Regions from separate parts of the Homo sapiens genome. Here region 2 is linked to region 1. Evidence: chromatin loops called from intact Hi-C (ENCODE). Cell type or tissue: gastrocnemius medialis. All regions are shown on one strand. Each heading gives the region's core, and the rest is flanking DNA. Links, peaks and the distances in the headings are about the cores only.

The links. Peaks named below come from ENCODE experiments on the same cell type or tissue, not always from the same donor. Only the 100,000 strongest peaks of a DNase experiment are listed, where the experiment ranks them.
Region 2: it touches region 1 in a loop (3-fold over the local background); 2 of 110 quality-filtered maps call a loop at or near these places.

What each region holds. Positions count from the first base shown.
Region 1 is chr2:85,702,496-85,712,647 of GRCh38, forward strand. No RefSeq gene overlaps it. Among named protein-coding and RNA genes, the nearest start is that of GNLY, 13 kb to the left of the region's middle. RefSeq lists enhancers at 2,465-2,966, 8,202-8,702, 8,703-9,203. In gastrocnemius medialis, for the core only: a CTCF peak has its summit at 4,912 (motif pointing left); DNase peaks (open chromatin) are centred at 3,276, 4,256, 4,886, 6,336 and 2 weaker places; H3K4me3 peaks cover 267 bases; H3K27ac peaks cover 7,917 bases.
Region 2 is chr2:85,766,660-85,776,811 of GRCh38, forward strand. All of the region lies in intron 2 of ATOH8 (atonal bHLH transcription factor 8), which reads left to right. Among named protein-coding and RNA genes, the nearest start is that of MIR6071, 12 kb to the right of the region's middle. RefSeq lists enhancers at 1-73, 3,685-7,223, 9,576-10,076, 10,077-10,152 and a silencer at 3,047-3,341. In gastrocnemius medialis, for the core only: CTCF peaks have their summits at 5,691 and 5,897 (motif pointing left); DNase peaks (open chromatin) are centred at 5,922, 6,637, 7,658 and 8,162; H3K4me3 peaks cover 3,746 bases; H3K27ac peaks cover 7,698 bases.

The DNA.
Region 1 (10,152 bases), core at 1,303-9,302:
CTGTAAGGTCAGTTGTAATTTCCCCTCCTTCATTTCTGATTCTAGTAATTTGCAGCATCTCTCTTTTTATTGTGGTCAATCTAACTAAAGACTTGCTTTTTCAAAGAACCAACTTTTGATTTCATCTCGTATTCTCAAATATTGTTTCTAGTCTCCATTTTAATAATTTCCACATTTCCACTCTAATTTTTTAAGTATCTCTTTTTTTCTGCTTGCTTTAGGTTTAATTTGCTCTTCTTTCTCATGTCTTTTTTTTTTTTCCATTGTAACCTTGAACTCCTGGGCTCAAGCAATCTTCCTGCCTCAGACTCCCAAGTAGCTAGGACTACAGGCACAGGCCACCATGCTCAGCTAATTTACTTTTCTTTTTTTTAGAGATAGATCTCGCTATGTTGCCCAGGCTGGGTTTGAACTCCTGGCATCAAATGATCTTCCTGCGTTGGCCTCTCAAAGTGCTGAGACTACAGATGTGAGCCACTGCACCCAGCCTTTTTCCATTGTCTTAAAATGGGATTTCTGAGACGAAGATTTCAAATCTTCCTCTTTTTCATTATAGGCATTTACAGCTACAAATTTCCCTTTTGGCACAGCTTAAGCTACAACCCGTAAGTTTTGGTGTGCTGTGGTTTCATTTTCTTTCACCTCAAGGTATTTTCTAATTTCCCTCTTGATTTTTCCTTTAATCCATTGGTTATTTAGGAGTGTGTTGTTTAATTTTCACATATTTGTGAGTTCCCCAAATTTGTTTCTGTTACTGATTATTAGTTTTATTCTGTTGTGGTCAGGGAACATATTTTGTATTCTTTCTATCCTTTTTAATTTATTGACGTTTGTTTTATGGGCTACCACATAGTCTATCCTGGAGGTGTGTTTCCCCACTGCTATCTGGACTCATCTGCACTCCACTGTTTCTGATGAGGAGGCACCTGTTAATAATTGGGGGTTCCCTTGTAAGTGATGAATTGTTTTTCTTTTGCTGCTGTCAAGATTTTCTCCCTGTATTTGGCTTTCAGCTTTTCTTTCTGTCTCTCTCTCTTTCTTTCTCCCCTTCCTTCTTCCTTTCCTTCCTTCCTTCCTTTTCTTTCTTTCTTTCCTTCCTTCCCTCCCTCCCTCCCTCCCTCCCACCTTCCTTCCTTCCTTCCTTCCTTCCTTTCTTCCTTCCTTTCTTCCTTCCTTCCTTCCTTCAACAGAGTCTTGCTCAGTCACCCAGGCTGGAGTGCAGTGGCACCATCTCAGCTCACTGCAACCTCCACCTCCTGGGTTCAACCGATTCTCCTGCCTCAGCCTCCCAAGTAGCTGGGATTACAGGCCCCCACCATTATGCCCAGCTAATTATTTTTTGTATTTTTAGTAGAGACGAGGTTTCATCATGTTGGCCAGGCTGGTCTCAAACTCTTAACCTCAGGTGATCCACCCACCTTGAACTCCCAAAGTGCTGGGATTACAGGCGTGAGCCACTAGGCCCGGCGGCTTTCAGCATTTCTAATGTGATATATTTATTTGTGGATCTCTTTGCATGTATCCTATTTAGAGTTTATTGAGCTTCCTGGGTATGTAGATTGTTTTTCAATAAATTCGTGACATTTTCAGCCATTATTTCTTCAACTATTTTTTTCTGTTTTGTTCTTTGTCTCCTTCTCTTCTGTATTCTGTTCTGCATATGTTGGCGTGCTTATGGTGTACCAGTCCTCTGAGGCTCTGTTTATTTTTCTTCATTCTATTTTCTCTCTGTTCTTTGGATTGCATAATCTCTATTGATTTATTAATATCTTCAAGTTGGCTAATTCTTTCTTCTGATTGTTCAGATTTACTGTTGAGCTCCACTAGTGAATTTTTCATTTTAGTAATTGTACTTTTCTTCTTCTTCTTTTTTTTTTTTTTTGAGATGGAGTTTTGCTCTGGTTGCCCAGGCTGGAGTGCAGTGGCGCAAGTTTGGCTCACTGCAACCTCTGCTTCCTGGGTTCAAGCAATTCTCCTGCCTCAGCCTCCCGAGTAGCTGAGATTACAGGCGCGTACCACCAAGCCTAATTTTTGTATTTTTAGTAGAGATGGGGTTTTGCCATGTTGGCCAGGCTGGTCTCGAACTCCTGACCTCAGGTGATCTGACTGCCTCGACCTCCCAGTGTGCTGGGATTACAAGTGTGAGGCACCGTGCCCCACTAGTTATTGTACTTTTCAACTCCAGAATTTCCATTTGGTTCTTTTTAAGAATAATTCTATCTCTGTATTAATATTTCTATTTGATGAGACATTATCATCATATCTTTCTTTACTTCTTCAATCACAGTTTTCTTTAGTTATTTCTGAACATATTTATAATGGTTGCTAGGAAATCTTTGTTAAATCTGATATCTGGTTGCTTTCACAGGCAGTTTCTGTTCCTGTTTTTTTTTTGTGTGTGTGTGTATGGATCACTCTTTTATTTCTTTTTATAGCTCTTAAGTTTCTCTGGGAAACTGGGCTTTTTAGACAATATATTGTCACATATCTGGCTACCGGTCATCCCCCTGCCCCTACCCAAGCTTGATACTGTTATTTACTTGTTTTGTTGTTTGGTGACTGGTTGGATTATTTTAGTGAATTCCCCCACCTGCCACAGTGTGAAGCCTCTGATGTTGCACCTTAAGGAGCGTTGCCTTGAGTGTACCCACAGTCATCCTGTAATGACAGTGGTTTTGGCGGGGCTCTCTTATCTATTTCTTTCTCTGACCACAGCTATCCGTTAAACTACGCTAATTCCTGGCTGATTGCTCTGTTGTTTTCAACAATGCCTTTTATGGAAAAACAAACCATGTTTTTCCTCTGCTCTTACACCAACACAACAACAATCAACACAGAAGACTTCTCTGACTCCTAAATACGTGGCTGTTTCTCCCCACCAGCAAGCAAGCAGTCAGTTCCGCAGTGGACACCAGCTAGGTGTCCTCCAACTCAATTCTGACGCTATTTATCTGGAGACAGTGTCAGATCCCACAGGTTGGGGGCTCAGTCCCCATAATTGCCTTGGCAGATTTGGGATTTGAATCCAGGCAGTCTTAGCTGTGAACCACCACACAAATCCACCTTTCTCCAAAGAATGGAGGCCTGAGCTCCCTTGTAACTTGGGGTAAATAATCTGGGCACATATCCTTGAGGAATAGCAGGACCAGAATGCTCTGCACAGGACTGGAAATGGCTGGGGGGAGGAAAACCAAGTCCCTGACAGTGTTGACCATTTCCTTCATCCTGTGAGGCAATGGGCTTGACCCTGCAATGTTCCCAGCACAAGTCTGAGGAGTGATGCAATAGAGAGTGGGTGAGTTGAGTAACCACTTGAAATTCCACTCCTCTCTTCCCTTTTCATAACAGGTGTCCTAACTTTCTGCCAAGCACACTCAGGTTTTCCATGTTCTGCTTAGAAGTTACCAACTGGCTGTTGGTTAGGCCTAGCAAATTATGTAGACTTCTTTTCGGCTAAGAATCATAGCAAGTTTATTCCCTCAGGGTAGGAAGGTCATATTTTTTCTTTAGGCTCCACCTTGGTCTTCCCTCGGAAGGGGAAATAGGAATTCTTTCTTCCTCAGGATGAGCTCGTATAAGGCCAGGCTCATTGATGATAAGAAGCAGAAATGGACTCAGCCTAAATTAAGACAAGGGAAGTGACAGGGCGGCCATGGCTGCCACAGGATGGAAGGGAAGGACTAGAACAGAGCTTAAACAGACAGGGGCCAGGCAGCTCAGATGGTTTTGGAAGCAGGGACGGTTCCACAGTCTTGCCTAGGTGCCATTACTGGGATGAATGAGCTTCCACCACTCCTTCTGTCCTTGTGTTTCTTACTCCATAGTCACATTCCTAGGAAAGCAAGTCCAAGCTTAGTTCTCATGCCTGCCTTTGGTTGCTGTAAGATGGCGAGAGGAAAGTCAGGCAGCGGCAGGGCACCTGGAAGACCCTTTTGTCTTAGGAATGGGATGGCGGATGCTGGGTTTACTCTCCACCAAGACTGTACAAAGTAGGTGCCAGATAATTCTCCAAAAGAAGATAGGCAGAGGAATAGGCAGTGCCAAATTCCCAGCACAGCTTGTGCTGGCAGGTGGGTACTGTCACTGTGGTACTTCCAAATAGGAAGAGATGTCTCTGACAGAATCAGGAACTGGATGGAGATTTACCCGTAGAAAAATGGTGACCTAAGTGAGATATGCTTTCCCCTTGCTCAGGCCGAAAACCCTGGGGTTCTTGCAACAGACTTCCAGCACGCCCCCCGTGGGTGCCTCTTGCCCTCTCCTGCCACTCATGGGAGCAGGACTGGTAGTATGAGGACACTAACAGGGGAAGTGACTGCCGTCATCTTGATTTCCTGTGTCTGAGCCTCTTATTCTGTGGTTAGATGGACACAAGGTCCCACAGTGGGGCCCCATTGCCCCCCTCTCACCCCCCTTTTTAGCCATGTTGAGTGGGTCTCTGTTTCTTGCTTCAAATGGAGCCTCTTGCTTCTCCAGCCCCAGATAGAGAGCCTGCACGCATGACTTTGTGCGTCTTTGTAAGCCCCACCAGGCCCTGGGTCGGGGAGATCTGAGTGTGAAGGGGCAGAGCCCGAGAACCTGCCCAGCTCCTTGCCTGGCTTGGGACCTCAATAAGCTCTGTCCACCCTCCACCCCAGGGATGACATTCCAAGTCCTGGGGGACCTGAGACCCACCCACCAGGAGCAGGTGTCCTGCGGCCTGGACCAGGTTTGGGCAGATTTGCTTGAATTCACTGTGGGTATTTCAAAAGTGTGCTTAGGGATGGGGCATTTCTTTTCTTTTTTTAAAGTTGTGGATTATTTCTCACATTTTGTATGAGGATCCTAATTCCGAAGTTGTTTTCTTTCTCCAACATGCTTGGGTCGTCTCATAAGGAACCCGCCTTAAAGGCAACGACACATATGCTGCCACCTAGTGGAGGAAAATGATCAGCTTCTACAACTGCGTAAAGTCACGAATCACTTAACCACAGAAATACAGATACGGTCTGAGAAACGCGTCTTTAGGTGATTTCATCGTTGTGCAAACATCATAGAGTGTACTCACACAAGCCTAGATAGTATCACACAAACCTAGATGGTATAGTCTACTTCACACCTAGGCTATATGGTATAGCCTATTTCACTGAGGCTACAACCCCCTACAGGGTGTTACTGTACTGATACCCTAGGCAATTGTAACATGCTAGTAAGTATTTGTGTCTAAACATATCTAAACATAGAAAAGGTACAGTAAAAATATGGTATCATAATCTTATGAAACCACTGTCATATATGTAGTCCATCTTTGACTGAAACGTCATTGTGTGGCACATAACTATGTGGAAAGAGAAATTGTATGGAAAGCTTCAGCGCTTCCAACCTCTTTCTTGTTTCCCTCACATCAACTGATATATGGGTCAACTTTTTATTAAAACAATTGGGTACTCATAGAAAATTTCACTTTATTTCCTAAACAATAGCTCATAAAAATGTGTACCATTTATTTAGGGTTTCCTATGTGCTAAACACTTTACGTACGTTCCCTCAATCCTCACTGCACTCCTATGAGCTACACATTGTTATTATTCCTATTTTGCAGATAAGGAAGGTGAGACTCAGAAAGATTAAATAACTTCCAACTTCCAGAGTTTACACACTTAACCAAGTCTGTCTTGCTTCACCTTTAACCTTAACAACATTTATTGACTAAAATTACACAAACATAAAAAAGGCATCCAAAATCCTGAAACTATCTCAAGTGCATTCCACAATTAATCAAATAAGTAAATATGTGGCAGAGAGTGAGAACCAGGTTTTTCACTGTTGAAAAAGCATAACAAATATGGAAAGGGGGAAGGTTAGAATACCCCCTATGGAGCTGGATTAGAATCAGAGGAATTGGTGTGAATGGATGGTTTATATACGTAGGTAGATATAGAAACTGTTATAGGTATATATATTAGGTAGATATAAAAACAGTTATAGTTATAGATATAACTATATATACATACACATACATATATAACTATAACAGTTTATCTACTATATATATGTGTTATAGGTATATATATTAGGTATATATATCAGCCATTAACTTCAGTGTTCATAGATGATTCTGTGGCCGGCAAGAACCATCAATGAACACTGAAGTTAATGGCTGCAAATGTGATGAGAAACAAAATATTTATATAGTCTCAAAGCCTCTTCACAAGAGACTTATTAATTGCAAAGGGAACAATAGCATAATAACTGTGCAGTGGACCAGTCTGGTAGGTACCACCTTTTCCAAGTGATCAAAGTTAAGATCACCAGGAACAAGATGTACCAGCATCCTGTGCCTCCTGCTGTGATGTACTGAGAAGGACTCACTGTCCCTTCTGTGGTGTTCTTGCCAAAAATGCGTAACTACAATCTAATAATGAGTAAACACTATACACACCCAAAGTGAGGAACATTCTACAAAATAATTGGCCACCACTCTTCAAAAGTGGCACCATCATGAAAGACAAAGACTGAGGAAGCTGTCCCAGATTGAATGAGACAACTCAGTGCAATGCAGGATCCTGGAACAGAAAAAGAACATTTGTGGGACAGTTGACAAAGTTTGAATAAAGTCTGGAGATCAGTTCACAGTATTGTATCAGTGTTCCTATCCTGGTTGTGAGAATTAGGATAATTATACGGTGCAGTGGTGCAGCTTTTTTTGGAAAGCTGGGTGAAGGGTATATAGTATTCTTTGTACCACTTTTGCAGTGTTTTCAAAGTCTAATATTATTTCAAAGCTAAAAACTAAAACAAGCTTACAATAAAAAATATGTAAGTAAAAATCCTTTAAAAAGACATGACAAAGTGTGTCAGATATTAGATTATCAAAAGCTAGGAACTCTCTGGGGCCAGAGCTCAAATTCTCTTGTTTTCAGTCTCTTTATCAAATGAAAACTTCTGTCTGCCTTCTACCTTTAGCATGACACAGAAGTAGAAAGAAGGGAAGTGTTTGGGCAAATGTTGAGCAACACACACACAGCAAATGCTCATTTGATGTTTTGGCTGAATCGTAGAACACAGTAGACTGTCTAAACCCTCTGTTCCTGTTCTGGAATGTTCTGATCATAGCTGCTGGCTTATGTCTATCTTATAGCGATCCCCAAAGCTGCACCCGGCGTGGTCCTGAGGATCACAGGACTTAGCATTTCCTGCTTCCACAATGCTGGCCCTTAAGGGATATACTTAGGGATCCAGAGGAAGCAGATTGTATCTGTTGAGTGCTTGAAATAATAATAGTGATGATGATTGATGATAATGATGATGATGATGATGATATCTAAGCTATCACATGCCAGGCACTGTTCCAAATGCTTCAATGCTTAAACCATCCCTGGGAGGAAGGGTCTGTTACTGCACACATTTACAGAGTGAGTGCATCGCTTAGGCTCTCTCGCTTCTCTACATGGCCCGTAAGTAGCGGAGCTGGGCTCTGACCCCACGCAGACTGCCTCTGGAGCCCACCTTCTGATGAATGAGAATGCACATGGGGCAGTGGGCTGAGTCATGGGACACATGCAAGGTGAGTTGGGGATTAGCCTCAACCCCTTTTGGCTTTGATAGAAATCCTTCTCAGAGACTCTCGGAACAGAGTGGTGGTAAAGCACCACCTGGGGCCTGTGGGAGGCCATTTTGGACCCAGTTCTCAGTTTCCAGGGCTGTAGATGTCCCTGGATGGGGCCAGCGCCTGGGGTCCCCCCACCACCCCACACCATACCAACTCTTGTTATTAGCCATTTATCTAGCCACTTAGCACTTTCTCTTGGAAGTGCCACGCTTTGGGACACTTGGAGGTTCTGACACGGGAGTTCCTGATAGTCTGCTTCTGGGTAGAGATAATCCTGATGACTGAGGTGCCTGAAACCCCTCCTGCTGCTGAGCTGAGCCCCGAGGTAGGACAAACACCCCTCTGGGCAAGTACAGAATGGAAACTGAAATAGAAATAAACTCCAACAAAAGCAAACTTCCTGGGGTTTTCCTCCTGCCTCCTCACACACACACCTCTGAAAGGTGTGTGTCTCAGAAGCAATGGCCTGGACCAGGAGTCCTGACCTTGCTGTGTGACTTTGAGCAAGGCCGGGCCCTCTTTAGGCTTCGGTGAACTCAGCTGTGAGTGAGGGGTAGGATTTGATGATTTCCAGCGTCTCTGCTTCCAGTGCCTTCACGTTATGGCACCCAGGGCTTGTGACAAGAGCAGAAGGAAGCCAGGCCCATTCCTGGTGGACTTGAAGGTGTTAGCTCTTTGTTCCCTGGAAGAGTGTGGCCACGGCATTAGGGAGGGCTTGCCACTGCTCTGTCCACACACAATTAGGGCTTAGGTGACTCAGAAGCGAACACACCATGTGTTAAAATAAGAGTTGGTGTTTCTGAGAAGGGAAGTCCAGGAGCTGACCAGGATGGGATTAGCTGTTGATAAGGGGCCCAGCATTGTTCTAGCTCTCCCCTGAGGCCCACACCACATCCTAGAAGAGAAGCCAGGTCCCTCGGCCCTACCAGGGCTGGGACAGTCGGGGCACAGCTGCAGGAGACGCCCTGGGAGGCTGTCTGGGCTGCGGCAGGAGGAGGCAGGGCAGGGCAGTGCAGTGGTTGGGAGGTGGCCACTCTGCCTCTGTTGAGTTTTCTGGCTTTGTCACTTGACGTTGATTCTCCCCCAGGGCCAGAGTGGGGTCAAGTGGGGACCATGGAGGAGGACATGAGATCCTAACAGGCGACCTCAAACTGCTGTACAAGCCCAGCAACCCTGACCGCTCCCCAACCCACAACCAGCAAAGGTCAAGGCCAGTGCCAAGGAGTGCGGGGAGGGCGGCGTGGGGGACTCTCCAGTTTAGACTCTTCAGTCTCGAAAAACAAAGGCTGACAGGAATGTGAGGAAACCACTGTTTACTCTGTTTTCAAGGGTGTTCCACTGAAGTGTGTCCCGAGATGTTTCCAGAAGGAGGATGACGGGGGTGGTGCTGAAGAGGCTCTGCCATGGGAACCGGAGCCGGAGATGCCGGCCAGAACTCTGGGTTCTCTGGAAGTGGTGGGAGGAAACCCGCAGGAGGGAAGAGGCCATCTCTCCTTTAACTCCTAGGGGAACAGACCGCAGGGGCTGAGGGTGCTAGCCCTTTCTGAAGCTGAGAGGGAGCCGGAAAGGAAGGGACTCAGGGGATCTCATGGGAGCCAGAAGGGCCCAGACTTAGGATCCGAAATTGTGCCTATGAGAGTGGTGAGCATTGGAGACTCTCCCAGGGGTTGGTTGGTGGCAGGCGACATGAATCTGTGAATGCTGGCTTAGCTTTAGAGGGACTGAGGGTGAGGATGTCACAGAGCCCAAGGGCAGGATTCAGAGCCCAGCCTCCAGGAGGACAAGAATGGGGACATTCCTTGGGGACAAAGTTGGGCTGTCAGTCACTGTCTCAGACCTTCTCTCCGGCCTGTCTGGTTGCCCGTCTCCGCTGTGCGCCTGCAGACCCTGCCTGATCATTGCTGCTCATGGTTTCAAAATGTGTTTCCTCAGATGGTGGCCCCAGGCCCTGAGCCTTGTGATCTTCTGGATATAGAGCTCATGCAGCCAGCTAACCAGAGACCCTGTGCCTCAGCCCCAGGCCCTGAGCCTTGTGATCTTCTGGATATAGAGCTCATGCAGCCAGCTAACCAGAGACCCTGTGCCTCAGCCCCAGGCCCTGAGCCTTGTGATCTTCTGGATATAGAGCTCATGCAGCCAGCTAACCAGAGACCCTGTGCCTCAGCCCCAGGCCCTGAGCCTTGTGATCTTCTGGATATAGAGCTCATGCAGCCAGCTAACCAGAGACCCTGTGTCTCAGCCCCAGATCCTAGAAAGAGAATGTGATTGTTCCAGACTGGCCGGGGATTCGCCCCCTAGTTTAGCGGGCTTGGCCGCGCGGTAGGCCCACAGGAACAACGCAGGGGCCCTCCACTTCCCCTCCAGCTGTGGGCAAGGGCAGTTCTTGCGTCCCAAAGAGGGAACCTAAAGAAAAAAGGGAAATATGGGAGGCAGGAGACTGGGTGGAACCAGAAGTGGAGGATGGGGCCACGGAGACCTCCTGAAGCTGGGCTCGCAGGGAGTTCAGGGGAGAGCCGGAAGGAGTGGGGTCGGATTAGGGACAACACAAGGACCCACACCCA
Region 2 (10,152 bases), core at 1,364-9,363, 64 kb after region 1:
CTCAAGCAGCCAGATTCCTTTCCAGCTCAGGACCCCTGGAGTCGCTGGAGCCTTCGAGCTCCCAGGCAGCCCTTCCAGGCAGGCCCCTGTGTCCCGCTTCTGGGCACCTATGCTTTTGCGGTCATAATTGCTAGCTGTCACCCTCCATCTGTCTGTCTACCTGTCTTTCTCTCTGAGTCTGGCTCACACTGTTCCCCTCTTTATCCGCTCTCTTGGTGGGGATGTGTGGCCCCACACTGAAGCCCAGCATAGCTGGCCTTAGCTGGTCCCCTCGGCAGATGTCCTGCCCCAGAGTGGACTCATGGGCCCTGACACCGAGGGGGCCTGAAGCCCCAGGGGAGGGTACTTCCCTGCCTCCTGGGGCCCCTTGTCCTTCCCTTTTTTTGGGGGGCTTGAGATGGCATTGAATGAGGAGCCCATCTTTAGATGTGTCCTGGCTTTCGAGTTGCAATTGGAACCTCACCGGTTTTATTTTCTTCGTTTTGTGCCTCCCAGCCTGGGACTCCTGAGGCCCCACCTCCATTTACAGAGATTCTGTTTGGGGAATCAACCCCCAGGACAATTGAACCAACAAATATTCTTTCCTCATGTCTAGGATTATTTCTGTGAAAAGACTTGCAAAGGTCTACCAGTAGATTGCACGTGGTTATGAGTTTTTGGGAAGAGGTGACTGAGAGCATGCACTGCTCACAGCGCTCAGTCCTGCCACACCACAGCCTGGGAGCCAGGCAGGGGCCAGGGGAAGCCCAGGAACTTATAACAGGTGCTGGGAGGAAGAGCCCCTCTTCCCCACCGTTCACCCTCTTCAGCAGTTGTCTACCCCCGCTCAACAGGACATGTGACTACTGTAGGGGTCCCCAAGCAAGAGATGGGAATCTCAAAGTGCTTCTTGGTATTCCCTCTTCCCCTCCCCTCCCCTCTCCTTCCCTTCCCTTCCATGAACAGCTATTGAGTACCCTCTATGTACCTGACACAGTGCAGGTACAAAATAATTTACCACATAGTCCCCACCATCATGCAGCGACTGAACACTTCTTGGTCTAGAGGATTTGGGAACCAGGAGTGGTTAGGGTGAGAAAAAGGAAAAAGCAAACCAAAGAATTTCTGCTTCTAACACAAATTTCTAGCCATCAGGGGCCATCAGGAAGCTGTGGACTGTGGAGGGGACCCAGGAGGGCTGGAGAGATTGCCCAGAGTCCTGCAGGGGCACAGGAGGGCAGGAGAGGGGTGAGAACTAGAGCCTTCCATCCAGACCTGCTTTGCCCTCTCTGGGTCAGGAGGTGGGTTCATGGGTTGGAGTCCCCACCACACAGGGTCTGGATTAGCACACAGTCCCTGGGCCACCACCCTGGGGCTTGCCTCTTGGCGTCACCTTGGAGATGGCCCTGGGACAGGAGCGTGGGCCCAGTTTGAGTCTGAATGATATTACGAGTGTGTAGTTTCTCTGTGAGGCCCCTCCACCTGACTTCAGGCCACTGTCCCTCTCACGACCACTCAGGGTTGCTGGAGTCCATTGCTGTTCCTCTCTGGAAAATGAGATGACCACCTAAGGCCTACTTGCTTCCCAGCCCTTCCTACCCCAATGAGCCACGCTTGCCGCTCCATGTGCTGTGGCTGTGGAAGCCTGCCTGGTAAAGGAATTCCTGACAAGGTGCATGGTGGCCCATAGCTTCACAGTCACCCTCCTGGCAACTCAGTTGCATGTTAGCTGGGGTTTAAAGCCTTAGGGTAGAGGACTGCTGACAGGCCTGTCAGGCAGGGTTGCAGAAGCCTGGGAGCAAAAATCTGGACCAAAGGCTGTGAGGCCGCAAGCAGATGCCTGCTGTAGCAGCTGTGATGGCAGTGGTCATCGCTGGTGTGATTGGCGGCCATTTGAACTGTCCCATGCAGGGACTGCTTCCCTCAGAGCTACTGTGTCCAAAAGAGGCTGGGCGACCCTCCTTCAAGATGCCCACTTGGGAGGTTGAGCTCAGTGTCCTCTGAGGTCCCTCGCACCCCGAGGAGCTGCACTGTGGGTCCAGGTCAGCATTAAGAATGAGATTTAAAGGGCACTCAGCTCCCCCTCCAAGCCCAGGTGCATCCTTCCGCCCATCTCAGCCCTCCTCGGCAGGGGGTGGGGAACCTGCATTCCTTGGCCAGTGAATCCTCCCCTTCTGGGCCTCACAGATCATGACTTTGAGGATTTGGAGCCCCATTTGGAAGCCCCAGTAGTGCAGAGGCCCATGTCAGAGGCCGCCCAGCAGAGAGACGGGCGGGAGGCCTGGAAGGACTCTGGGGAGTTCAGTTCTGACTCCGGCTGCAGCCGGAGATAATGCACGTTAAGCACCTGGCTCTGGGCCACTTTTCCACAGCTCCTGTTTTTAAAGCAGCAACTCCTGGGAGCTTCTGAGGAGGAGGAGGGGAAAGAGGAAGACAAGGAGGAGGCAGAACTGTTCTTCCACACCTGGGCTGGGTGGGCCACCCCCAGATCTATGGAATAGGAAAGCACTGATTTTGCACAAACCAGGGCATTGTCTTCTAATGATTTTAAGCCATCAGGTAGTATAATACTAACTACAACAACAGCTACTCAAATTGATAGCATGTTTTGAGCCCTGGCAATAAATGGCCAGTAAGTTCCTGCCCTCAAGTTGCTCAAAGGCCCTGGTTTTGCATGGGAGACAAGACGAACCAGAAAGTGCTGAGTTGAGGGCTGTACCAGAGGCTTAGCCAGCAAGCTAGACCCCCCCGGGTGGTGTGCCTGCAGCCGTGTGCCAGTGCTGGGAAGGCGGGGTCTGCAGGGCTGGGAGGTTTGCTCCTGGCCCTGTGGGTAATCTGAAGCCAGAGGTGGCAATTAAGCCAGTGCAGCTTCATGAGATCTGTGTCCTCCCTCTTTTCCTTGCTGCTTTCTGGGGACAGGAGGCAGGTCCTAGTATGGCCTGGGTCCGCTTTGGAAGAACGTCTTGGGTGCAGACCCCGTAGCTTCGGTGCCAGGGACAAGATGAAGGCATATTGGATTTTGTCGGGTGAAGGGGGTTTGGTGTGAGCTGAGGGTGTGTAGGAGGGGCCCCCTTCTGTCTGGATAGCTGAGCCCAGGCCTCGGACAGGATCCCTGGGTGCCAGCCCCTTCTGTGGACTGTGGGAGGCGGAGTCTCCAGAGCCGCACCCTGCCTGGATTCAGTTCCACCTATGGCCCCTAGGGTGCCCACCAAGGGGCACTGTCCCAGCTTTGTTCCTACCTCCCATGTACATTGTCAGCCCTGCTGAGGCCTTGTCTCTGAAAAGTGAGGAGCTGTCATAAGTGATTTCTAAGGCCCTTGCCAAGCCCACCTAAATCCTCTTTCTGCTTTAATGACTGACCCCTGTGTTACTTCTCAGGGCATTTCACAGAGATTTGAAAGTCGCTCCTAGAGACTGTTGGGACCTCAGGGCGGTTTGCCCTGAGAATACTGGCGACATCTGATGTTCAGAGAGCGTGGATCATGTGCCAGGCATGTGCTTGGTGCTTCCCGGGTATCACCTCGTGGGCTCCTCTCACCAACCCTTGAGGTGGGGGACTGGTGTTGTCTGATGCACAGATGGTGAGTCCGGGGCTCCCTGAGCCCAAGGAACTTGCCTGAGATCACCTAACCACTAACAGAGGTGTGTGCCCCCAGCTCCTACTGCTTCCCTGTCCTGCTTCTCACATGGGAGTGGGGTTGAGGGGAGGTTGGTGGCTCACATATCCAACCCCCTCCCGGCCCAGTTATTAAGTTAAATACCATCTGCTTTCAAAGCCCAAGGAGGCCATCTATGCTGGGGAAAAGGGGGGTGGGTGGGAAACCACCATCAAATTCCCAACTAGCCATAAAAATGGATGCAATTTATTTTTTCTGGCATTCCAATTACATAGACGTTTGTCGCCAGCTGTTTGTTCTAACACGGAGTGTTCTCTCAGCTGCCGTTTCTCTTCTCCCATTTGACACTGTTAGGCCACAAGTCTGGCAGGGCCTGGGCTGGAGGGGTCATTGGCTGGGGAGCCTCCCAGGTGAGCTGAGCTGGCTTTCCCTGAACGTGGACCGTGCCTCTGAGGTTCCCCGGGTGGTCTCGAGGCGAGGCGCAGGGAAAGGCTGGGGTGCCGCTTCCTCCCTCTTTTCACACTCTCTGCCCCTTTCCTCCTCCTCTCTCTTTTTCCAAATTGCTCCCCACCCTCAACATGCGCTCCCAGACCCCACCCTTCTCCCCAACACACTGAGAATGAATGAAAACTCAGGATCTCTGACCTAGGGAGAAAAACCAGCTCTTCCTGCTCAGAAGGTCTCTGAGACGTGGGAAGTCCCCTCTGATGCCCTAACTGACCACACTGGGGAATGCAGAGAACCCCCTGGGGCACCTCTGAGCCAAGATTCCCCTCTGGAAGCCCCTGTGGAGGCTCAGTGGCTCTCGGGACGCTGGAGAAGGGGTGTCTGTGTAGGGTGGGGGCTAACCCCAGAGAACGCTGTGGTTCTTTCTGGTGCTCTGTAGTGCTATCATTTAAGGCACAGGAACGCACGCTATGGCGGCCCTCAGCAAAACTGTGAAGTAGGCAAAGTGCAGAGTTCTGGGGCTGGAGACCTGGATTTGAGTCCTGGCACTGTCACTCTCGCTCTGTGGCCTTGGGCATGTTATTTGACCTCTCTGATCCCCAGTCCTCTCATCTGTAAAGTGAAAGCACACAAATCTGCCTTGCTGCCTTGCTGAAAGGATTAAACAAGACCCCATATGAGAAAGGGCTGGTGTTCCCGGTGAGTGCCAGAGAGGAAATCTCATGAATTTATAGCTACAAGGTAACAACTTAATTGGAACCCCGGGAAGGAACAGCTCAGAAAAGGGCAGTGCCAGGGTGGATGAATGACCGACCAGCCAAAAGGCAGATGGGGAAGGACCAACCTTTCTGAGTGAGAGATTCTTTCCCCTCTAGCACTTCAGCTCAAACCCCTGGTCCTGCACCCTTAGCATAGGGTGCAGCCTGCAGCCCATCCAGAAATCCTCGGATGTCAAAGTAGAGGGAGTCATACCAAGAAACATGCATAACATGTGGTCATATAATAATGCTAATCGGCACTGCAGCAGACCACTGCCACCACCAAGCACATCAACCATGTGGTGAGTGCCATTGTGTCCCCTTATGGGCATCCCACTCACATTATCTCTACCCCGTGTTATACTAACCCCAAAGTTGGGACCACTTCCCTCATTGCACAGATGGAAGACTGAGGCCAGGAGAAGGGCGTAACTTGCCTGGGGCCACATGGCCAGGAAGTGGCAGAGCTCAGTTTCCAACCTGTTTTATCTCTTTGGTTCTGAGTTCTGAGCTCTTCAGTCCTGAGGCCAGCCCGCTGCCTGAAGCTCGCACACTGCCCAGCACAGTGGCCTGTGCCCAGGAGGCCCCCAGCAAGTGCCTGGTGCCGTCCCTTGCCCAGAGCAACAGCTCTTATGTAAGCAGCCCGGCTGCAGCGCAGTGCAGGCTCCATTTAGCTGTGGGGAGCCAAGAGCCTGCTGGTGGTGGCCCTGGTGGTAGCGAGGGGTGGGTTGGGCAGGGAGGTGTCATCAGCTGCGGGCACCCCCAGCTTTGTGCCGCCGGCGAGGACTGACACCAGGTTAAGTCGCCTGGCGGCCTTTGGCTGCAGCTGGGAGCGCGCCTGGTTCCCATTCGGGCGCTGTGGTTTTGATTAGCTGTTCTGCGAGGCGGGCCTGCTGGTGAGTCCATGGGAGCTCCGCTGGAACAGAGGGTCCCCCGCCCGGCCGCCGCGGCCCCCCCTCCTGGCAGCCCCAGACTCCAGATGTTCCGAGCGCTCGCTGGGAAGGCCTGCTGGCGCCACGGAGGGCAGAGGGCAGGGAAAGCACGCGAGCTGGAAGCCCAAGCACTCAGTCACCACAGGCCTTGGCAGCCCGCCCGGCCCTCTGCTGGCACATTCCCCAGCTCTCCCCTGGCCATCTGTTCCCAAAAAACCCTTTCAGAGCCTCATCATCACTCAGGATACAACAGCGCGAGCAGCTGGTTTGGAGGCAGCAGGGAAAACCGTGCAAAAGGTTCTTTGTGAGAGAGGAAACTCGCTTATGAATAACAGGACTGGACGCCGTAAAAGTTGGCGGCTGGAATTCTTGTTTCTCAGGCGCCGCTGTTTTCTCTTGACTTTTTATCTCTGGTTTTTATTTTTTTCCCGTTTTCTTTTAATGTTGTTTCTTCCTCTTCTCACATCAGTTGTGACTTTTCTTCCTCCTCTGCGAGCCCGAAGGCCACCTCATTAGTGCTCCTGACACTGCGGAACTTTTCTTTCTCAAGGCTGTTGTCACTGGGGATGGTTGAAAGTGACTATTTTCCTAAGAAAACAGCTGGAGGGGACATGGGAGCAAGAAGGTGCTTGGGAGCGCATCTCAGTGTTGAGGCTCAAAACAGGCAGCGCCATGGCAGAGTCATTCCGCCGTCACCCTGAATAAACCCCATGCACACAGACGAGAACAATGTCTCCTCAGAGGGAGGGTCTGGGAGACCGGACACCATGCAGAGACCCCCATCAGCTCATCAGAGAGCTTCACGGAGATGTTCTGGGAGGACAATCACATTCATAAATACGCCGGTGCCTCGGCTCTGCCGCTGACTGCAGCATGACATGAAGCCTTTTTTAAGAACTGGCTGCTGCCGCCAAAGCCTTCTGGGATATGTCTGCCTGGAACCTGGGCACCTCCTGGGAGCAGTCACTGGGTGGCCTGTCAGGGGCTGTGGGGTCCTGGGGCAGGGCCGGCAACTGGAAGCCAGCCCTGGGGAGGAAAGGAGAGAAGGGCAAGGCTGGGCTGCTTTCCTCACAGCCCCTGGACACTGAGGGAGGAGCTGAGTTGGGCCTGGGGCTGCCATGTGTCAGACAGTGGTGATGTGATGGGGGGACACAGGTCAGTGGCAGGGTACTGGGAGTTTCCCCTTTCCTTTCTCAGTTCTTTGCACCCATTTTCCATGGGCTGCCTCCCCAGATCCAGAAGCCCCAGCAGCCCCTCACCCCAGCAGTGGAAAAAGCCCGTCATTGACACGGCTGTGGGTGGCCGGCTTTGCAAAAGCCTCACATTTGGGGCTTTGGAGGGCTTTTTGCATTTCATCTTTACACAGGCTCCTGCACCTCATTCCTCTTGCCCTCCTCTCAGCTTTCCTCCCACTTCCAGTTAGAGAGATGGCAGCTCTGGCAGGACCAAATATTGATGTTTATCACAGTTTTAGGGCCATTTGTCTCACCATCTGAAGGGCTCAGCGCAGGCCCACGGGATCCTCTCTCCTTGAGTGACCTCTGGGGGCAGGTATCTGGTTTGGATGCTGGAGCTGGTCCCTACTCTTCCCTTGGGGGCCGTGCGGCCGGGTGCTCAAGTGTTTTAACCTCAGGACCCTGATTAGTTATCATGAAGCTACCCCACCAGCTCCTGGGTCTGTTCATGGATTAGTGGCATAAAGGACGTAATATTGTTTTGCAAAATCTGCTCTCCCTCCCATGTCTCCTGCCCAAGAAGTTGGTCTTCGTGGGGCCAAAGGCAAGGAGGACCCGAGGAAGGAAGAGGAACCACTGTCCCCAGCCCCTGGTATGGCATGGCGTCAGCCTAGTGACCAGAAATTGCTTTTGAACTCTGAGGCTTCCAGAGGACAAGAGGAAGAGGAGGACAGGGCTGCCCTGCCCACTGCTCAGCCTTGAGCCCTGCACCTGGCACAGTGCGAGGCCTCAGACAGGGTGTCAGCAGGCCCTGGCTCCCCACATCCCATCCTTAAACAGGCCATGCCCTTTCTACCTGCCCCAGCAGACCAGAAAGCAGTTTCCATGGGAAACAACAAACCTTCCTTGTGCTCCCAGGATAAGTGTTTCTAGAGGGTGAAGTCGGGAGCCATTCTCTCCTTTAACATCTTGCCACCTCTGCCCAGAATTCACAGCCACCGGCGCCTGTCTTAGCTGCCCTGGCTGTCAGCCCCACCAGAGCCCCTCCTGGCTGCTCTGCTGAAAGCTGGTCAGACTGCCTCACTCCATCCCCTACTTAGCTCCCCTAAGGCCTAGGGGGCTCCCTACAGGCCAAGGGATGAGGCCAGACTCAATAGAACACCTGATAGGCCCCCCAAGTGACCTGGCCCTGGCCGGTCACTCCCTATGTCCCAATTTACACCCCAGCAGCACAGAACTCCTTGCTCAAAGGGGCTATTTTTGGCCTCTGTGCTCATGCCATCCCTTCTGCCTGGAATGCCCTTCTCCACTGTCTGCCTGGCTAACTCCTGCTCATTCTGGAAGGCTCAGCTCCTCCTGAAAGCCCTCCCTGACCCCAACCCCAGCTCCTTCCTCAGGGTGTCGTAGCACAGGGATGCTTTTGGTCTAATTCAGGAGAGCATCATGTGATATGCTTTTAAAGTAATGAGTTAAAATGTTAGACAATATGAAACTCTATTATGTGATATATTAGATTTCATGTCATTACATTGTATTATATTATATTTTTAGGTGGTATGCTATGTGACATAGGATGCGATGTGATATTACATCCCATGACACTATGTTACACAGTGTTGGATTAAATGCCTGTGTCTCTGGCTAGACTGTGAGCCCCTTTCTCTTTGTGTCCTGTCTTCTGGCACATACTAGGGCCCCCAAATAATGACACACCATTCTTTCCACTAAAATCCACACTGCTAGGGCTGAATGTCCCTATGCTGATGGCAAGGGACATTCCCTTCTAGGGAAGGATTAACTAGGGGCTTTAGGACACAGCTAGGGAGATGCCCCTGGGCTCTCCTGTGCTCCAGTTGGGCTCATACCCTTGTTCCCTTGAATCTGCAAGGAAAGCACTGTGTTTCAAATAACAGAAACCCCTCAAGCAGCAGCTTAAACTAACAGGGGCTGGCATTTTTCATAGTTCAGAAATCAGCTGCTCCCTGGGATCCAAGAGTCCAGGCTTCTTTTGATCTTTGCCTCATGGCTGCAGAGTGGTTGCCACAGCACCGAGCTTTTCATCCTCAAGCTGCATCTACAGTCAGGGTAGGGGGCCATGCTAGGAAGAGTGTTTCTCCTCACCAGGGCAGTCAGTCTTGCCCAGACAGCCCCTCCCTTCCTCCAAAGGAAGATGCTCCCCTCGAACCCGAGAAAAACATCAAGGTCTGTCAGCTGGGAGGGCAACAGAGAAAACAGCCATGTGGCTCGTGTCTGGAGGGTTGACCCTGATTTGTGACAAGGTGGTTTTCTTCCTGGGGAGCTAACTGTTGTCATTACCTTAACCACAATGTCAGAGCCCCACTTCTTTGAGCTTGCCCAGTCCTCACCACAGCCCCACAAATTGGGTGTCACCAGCCCCATTTTCAGGTGACAGTGCTGAGGTTCACAGAACTGAAATGACCTGACTAGGCCCCCAGCGACCTCGTTCCTGTGCACTGCACTTTCCGGTTTGCAGAGCCCTCTCACACCCATGATTTTCTTGAATCCTAGAACAAGCTCCTGGGGTCCACATTATTAAACATGGGAGTGAGATGAGGCGAAGTCGCCCAGGCTCAAGCAGCTGGGCAGGGCTGGGTGGGGCTTGGACAGGCTGAATCCAGGCCACCGCTGTCCTCTGTCCTCTGTTCTCTCAAAGGTGAGGGTGTGAGCTTCAGGGGTTGCCTGGCGGCTTGGGGCCTGAGGCTTGGAGGCATGGTCTGAGTCTCAGCTCAACCACTCAGGAGCTCCGTAACCTCAGGCACTTGCCTTCAACAAGCTTCACTTTCCTCATAAAATATGGATAAAAGCAGGTGAGGAGCGTTTGAGGAAATGAGGGCTGTGAAAGCATTTTGTCAACTGGAGGCACAGCACTCAGAGAGGGTCACTGGAGGCCACTGCTGGCCCATCAGGAAGGTGGGCAGAGGGACTTCAGTGTCCCCTCCTCACGCAGTGACTTAGAGAATGTGCATGCATGCACACACGCAGGTGTGCTGGCGCGTCCGTAGGCACCGTCTGCTGGGGTCCGGTGGAGGGCCTCCTGCATGGTGGGCCGATTTCCCATGCACATGGGAAGGAGGTACTCCCTGGAAGGCGGCTGATTGACTTCAAGGATTTCAAAATTGCTCTACCTGCACAGGGCCCAGGAGCCATTAAAGATGGACCCTCAGTGGCAGGGCAGGGCAGGGCAGAGCCAGGCAGCTGGGCACATGTTGGGCAGCTCTGGGAG